Regions from separate parts of the Mus musculus genome. Here region 1 is linked to region 2. Evidence: chromatin loops called from intact Hi-C (ENCODE). Cell type or tissue: left cerebral cortex. All regions are shown on one strand. Links, peaks and the distances in the headings refer to the core of each region. The heading gives the core; the rest is flanking DNA. Region 1 has its middle 5.4 kb from the start of Foxc1. Region 2 holds the start of Foxf2 (forkhead box F2).

The links. Peaks named below come from ENCODE experiments on the same cell type or tissue, not always from the same donor. Only the 100,000 strongest peaks of a DNase experiment are listed, where the experiment ranks them.
Region 1: a loop joins it to region 2, with 5 times the contacts of the local background. A loop is called at or near these places in 9 of 42 quality-filtered maps.

What each region holds. Positions count from the first base shown.
Region 1 is chr13:31,799,795-31,802,691 of GRCm38, forward strand. No RefSeq gene overlaps it. Among named protein-coding and RNA genes, the nearest start is that of Foxc1, 5.4 kb to the right of the region's middle. In left cerebral cortex, for the core only: a CTCF peak has its summit at 1,568 (motif pointing right); DNase peaks (open chromatin) are centred at 1,298 and 1,590; H3K4me3 peaks cover 898 bases; H3K27ac peaks cover 326 bases.
Region 2 is chr13:31,624,970-31,627,866 of GRCm38, forward strand. It overlaps Foxf2 (forkhead box F2), which reads left to right and starts at 847. Exons shown (of 2, transcript NM_010225.2): 1 at 847-2,287. The coding sequence starts at 1,111. In left cerebral cortex, for the core only: no CTCF peak of the experiment used is centred there; a DNase peak (open chromatin) is centred at 1,468; H3K4me3 peaks cover 2,500 bases; H3K27ac peaks cover 1,619 bases.

The DNA.
Region 1 (2,897 bases), core at 176-2,675, 170 kb after region 2:
GCATGTGAGATAAAGGTAGAAATTTGCCATTTGTGACAGTCACTAATTTAAATTTCCCCCTCTTGTTTGCACATAAACTATGTATTTACAAGGGGCACGTTAAGGTCCTCCAGACTCAATGAGTCAGTCTGGGAGGCTATATATCCTGTTGGCAGGTTATTTATTCCCCTTAAGCTTCCCTTCTCTCACGTGCAAGATGCAGATAATAGCATCCATGTCAGGGTCCTTGTGAGGGTTATTTGTAGCACTTGGCAGGATGACAACGTAAGTGCCCCAAGCATCTTAAGTATTCTTATTAGTGTGCTTATTAGTGTCTGTGCTTCAAGAGAGACACAGCCTACCAAACGGATTCACCTTTCATTGGCATTAGAGTGCTACCCTTAACCAAGCTTTGGGGAGGAAAAAAATAGCTGCTTCCCTGGTTGGATGGAGAGAGATTTTAAAATTCCAGCTGTGGTCTTTGTGACCTCAAACAAAAGGAAACCTTTCCTAAAAGTAATTTGGGGTGTAAGCCATGATTACATCTAGGGCTCAGGAAGCCAGAAGCCCAGAATTCAATGCCACACACACACACACACACACACACACACACACACACACAGAGAGAGAGAGAGAGAGAGAGAGATTCTGGATACATTGCCGTATTTTGTAGCTTAAACCTAGTCAATTGTTGGTGTTAAAGAAAAGGGATTGTGAAAGACATAGCTAAATACTATGGTTCAAGTGTCTCCTTTCTTTGCACATGTTTATTTCTATCTACTATTCTGTGGCCACTTGCTTCTGTATTTGTCTTTTTCTTACAGCTTCACTTCCAAACTAAACAGCACTCACTAATCCCAATGCATACCTCCTCAGGTGCCAGCGCTGAGCCTGTGTCTATGTCTGCAGCGTATGTAAATACTGGCGCGCCTCTGCATTGGTAAAGCCGTAGGTGTGCATGGTCTGTTCTCACGCGGTGAGTTGGGGTGTGTAAATGCATGCGGGGGTGTGGGACCTCACCAGCAGCCACCATCACTGCCACTCACTAGTCCTGTTCTTTAAACCGGTTCTTTGGAGGTTCAGTTTTTGGTAATTAAGACTAAGGAGTGTTTTAAAAACAGAAGTACATTTTCCTGGAAACCAGCAGTCTTCATTTGCAACTTTTATTGGCAGACCTGGCGGCCAGTAAATGCATTCCTTGGCATCTCTCAGAAAGTCATTCACTCGGCGAAGTGGCTTTGCCTTTTCTGTAATGTGTACATCAATTTAAAGGGGCCTTCTGGAAGGAATGTGTCGCCGATGGCTGAGAAAGCCCCAATCTCGGGTCACTTCCGACTCTAGGAAGAACATCCCAGATCTATGCCTGCGGGGATGCTCACTGGGATAGGACTAGTCTCTGGGGAAGTGAAAGTTGCCGCCCGAGAAAATTGGGAGCTTCCTTCCAGCCACAAGGTCCTCAGTCAACCTGTCCCCTCACCCCCACCCCACCCCCACTCCCGAGAGGCTCCAGAAGGGAAGGGACCGTCCTTCGCCGGCCTCTGGAACCGGAGCGACCGCAGAGGCAACGCGGAGGTGAAGCAGCGGGCGGCAGGGGGCGCTCGGAGCACGCGCAGTGTTGGGGTCCCGCACGAGCAGTTCCGGAGGAGCAAGACTGGCCCAGAGCACCTAACCGCGGGGAGCTGGGCTCGAAGCTGCCCAGTGGTCCGAGGTTTCTATGTGTCCCCTCCTTTCTTGCCTTTGTCTCCTGGGTAGTAGAAAGCTGCAGAGTCGGAAAGAGGCTACAGGTCCCCGTGGCCACCCCTTCCATCTCCAGTCGCCTGGGAGCCTCAGACTTCGAGCAAGGCTCGCCGCGCAGAATCAAGTGCTAACTTTTTGTATCGTACCTTAAGACCTGCAAACACCCAGCTTTAGTCCAGGGCACCGCGGGTGCCCCCCAACCCCACGTCCCCGAAAATGAGAACTGTGAAACCGACTGCTTCTTGTGCACTCTAGGTCTCCACATTTGCTGACCCAGAGTACAGTGAGGTGCACTATGGGGTGCGACCCAGAGTTGGGGCCAGCTGGGATTGCAGGCGGCAGACTAGGGGTCTCTACGAAGGGCGCCCTGGAAGTCAGGAAGAAAGACCCACTGTAGCACTGTGGTGCCTGAGTTCTTGGCAGGAGACACCGGACCAGCCCTCGGTCTGCAAGGTGCAGCCATCTCCACTGGCCCGGGCATCCCGAATCGTTTTGAGGGTCTGTCCCTCAGAGCACAGCGTTTCTCCCAACACCTATGGACCAGGGGGTGTGGGTGCTAAAGGGCAAAGTTTTCTCTGCAGCCCGGGGAAGGTGCTGGCTTCGCCCCACTGCCCGACGGTCGGCGCCAGTCCGCACCCCGTAGTTCCTGGCAGCGCAAGTCTCCCCGGTCTGGGGACCTGCTTGTATTTTACAGGTCACCCGCGATGTGAGGAGGCTGGGAAATGAAGGGGCCTCTGCCTTCCCAGGCCCTAAAGTTGGCTGCCACCATGAGTCTGTTGGGAATCTGGTTCATGAGGATCCAAGGCACGGGCTTATGCCGGCATGCACGACCCATTCTTTCCCATCGTCTGCCCCTTTTCAAATTTTCTTCTTCTTCTTCTTCTTCTTCTTCTTCTTCTTCTTCTTCTTCTTCTTCTTCTTCTTCTTCTTCTTCTTCTTCTTCTTCTTCTTCTTCTTCTTCTTCTTCGAAGGGGCAGTTTGGCTCTTCATCTACCTCTTCCTAGACAAAGAAAGGCTCAAGTCTTTGGTGAGCAGGCTCCAAAGTTAAAGATTCATTTCTCCTGTGTTTTGTGGCCTCGTTATGGCTCAACTCCACTCTGAACCGGGACTGGCTGTGGAAGTGTGGAGCTTTCCTGTAAAGGGCTGACAAATGGATCCACCCCAGGGGTTAAAGAGCAGGT
Region 2 (2,897 bases), core at 127-2,626:
GCCCCGGGCACAGCTCAAGGGCGTCCAGTGTTTGCCCTCTGCTGTGACCTCTCAGAAGCCTGCATGTCCAGCCAGAGAGAGAGAGAGAGAGAGAGAGAGAGAGAGAGAGAGAGAGAGAGAGACCCGGAGTTGGCACGTTACCTTGGGACGTCTGGCACCCTGGCGTGTGGCTGAGGGCAGCACTGCCTAAATGAAGTTGACAGATGGTGTCAGTTCGGGCACTGGGGACCGTGGCTAAGGAAGCTCTTCCAGGGCACAGTCTCCCCAAGACTCAGCCCCCACAGGGTCCGGCGGGGGTGGAGGAGGGGCAGGGTGTGTCCGGGCACGGATCGCTAGGTTGGGGGCACTTCTGGGATAGGATACGGGCTGCTGGAAGGAACAGAGAATGAATTGCTGAAGTTAGGAGTAATCGAGTCTGGCCAAGGTTGGGAGTTCTCCCTGCTGAATGCGGGTGTATCTGCGGCTTTGAAGAGGACAGACTGGGAAAGGGAAAGAGCCCCGAGAGGAATTAGTAGTGCCAGCAGGACCCCGGAGAGTCCGGGAGGCGATAAGAGCAGGAGCCCGCCGCCAGGTCCAGAGGGGGAGGAGTGACGCGAGCCCTGTGCGCCCTCCCCGTGGCGGGCGGCGCGGAGCAAGGAGGGGGCAGGGCGGGGTGGGGTGGAGGGAGGGAGCGAGGGAGGGAGGGAGCGAAGCTGCCGCGGGGAGGGCGCGCCAGGGAGGAAGTCCAAGAGACAGAGAGAAGAGCACTCCTGAAAGAAGACGACGGGCTAGTCCCCGGGGTCCGGGCTGAGGTCTTGGCTCGAGGGCGCAGCTGTCCAGCTCTGGGCAGCGTCGCCTCAGTGGCTTAGGAGACGGTTGCGCAAGGAGCCGGCCGGAGGCTCGGAAGAGGGATGCGCGGGGCGTTGCCTCCGACCCGCCGCCGCCGCCGCCGCCCGAAGCCCCAGAGGAGCTGAGGGAGGCGACGCCGAAGCGCTGGCCCGCAGTGGCCCGGGCTGCAGCGCGGCCGGCGCAGTAGGGCACTCGCCCGATTTGTGGACCGACCCGGCTCCGGCGCCGCCGATCCCGGTCCGGGGTCCGCCCCCCAGGCCCGGCCTCGTTCCCGATTCCCAGATGAGCACCGAGGGCGGGCCTCCGCCACCCCCGCCGCGCCCGCCGCCTGCCCCACTCCGCCGCGCGTGCAGCCCGGCGCCCGGCGCGCTCCAGGCCGCCTTGATGAGCCCGCCACCCGCCGCCACCCTGGAGTCCACTTCGTCGTCGTCATCATCATCCTCTGCCTCCTGTGCCTCGTCCTCTTCTAACTCCGTCAGCGCCTCGGCCGGTGCTTGCAAGAGTGCGGCTAGCAGCGGCGGCGCGGGCGCCGGGAGTGGAGGCACCAAGAAGGCAACCTCGGGGCTGCGGCGGCCGGAGAAGCCTCCTTACTCGTACATCGCGCTCATCGTCATGGCCATCCAGAGCTCGCCCAGCAAGCGCCTGACGCTCAGTGAGATCTACCAGTTCCTACAGGCGCGCTTCCCCTTTTTCCGTGGCGCCTACCAGGGCTGGAAGAACTCCGTGCGCCACAACCTCTCGCTCAACGAGTGCTTCATCAAGCTGCCCAAGGGCCTCGGGAGACCTGGTAAGGGCCACTACTGGACCATCGACCCGGCCAGCGAATTCATGTTTGAGGAGGGTTCGTTCCGCCGCCGGCCGCGCGGCTTCAGGCGGAAGTGCCAGGCTCTCAAACCCATGTACCATCGCGTGGTGAGCGGCTTGGGCTTCGGGGCCTCGCTGCTGCCCCAGGGCTTCGACTTCCAAGCGCCCCCGTCGGCGCCTCTGGGTTGCCACGGTCAAGGCGGTTATGGTGGCCTCGACATGATGCCCGCGGGCTATGATACAGGGGCGGGTGCTCCGGGCCACGCGCATCCACACCACCTCCACCACCACCACGTCCCCCACATGTCGCCCAACCCGGGCTCCACCTATATGGCCAGCTGCCCGGTGCCCGCAGGTCCTGCGGGCGTCGGTGCGGCAGCGGGTGGCGGCGGTGGCGGCGGGGACTATGGGCCGGACAGCAGCAGCAGCCCTGTGCCCTCATCCCCGGCTATGGCAAGCGCCATTGAGTGTCACTCGCCCTACACTAGCCCTGCGGCACATTGGAGCTCGCCTGGCGCTTCACCTTACCTCAAGCAGCCGCCTGCCCTGACGCCAAGCAGTAATCCCGCGGCCTCTGCTGGTCTGCACCCCAGCATGTCTTCCTACTCGTTGGAGCAGAGCTACTTGCACCAGAACGCCCGCGAGGATCTCTCAGGTAATAAAGAGCGCCAAGGCTGGCTGCAAGCGGAGCCTCTGAGAGCCTCTGAGGGCCAGGGCTACTGCACCCTTGGTCCTCAACGCTGGGGTCTTCAGAACTAGAATGCTGGGGGTGGGGTGGGGATTCGGTTCCCTATTCCTAAGTGAGAGAAGGGGATTTGATCTTGTACCCTTCTCTAATGCTCTGGGCCTGTTGGTGGGCCCCAGAATTCCCAAATTGGAGAAGGGTGGTGCCAAGTCCTAAGTCTCTTGGCCTTCATTAGGACACTGTGGACTTTCTCCCAATTAGGTCAGACTCAGCTCTGAAAGAAGGCCTGTGACCTTTGGAGACCTTGGTCGAGGAATTGAGTCTGGATCATTTCGTTTCTTCCTACTCTTTTCAAAGTCCATTTTGCTCGGCTTTAGTTCCTAAAGGAGATGACAGAAAGGGAGCGGTTCTGTATGAAGCAGAGCAAGGGAGGAAGAGTTCTTACCTGAGCAGGTAATGATAGGAGATGGTAGGGAAGGAGAGAGAGAAAAGCAGAGCAGAATCCCAAGGGCTTCGCTAGCGATAGGAGGCACCAAAGTGTTGAGGAATCTTGGACACACACACACACACACACACACAC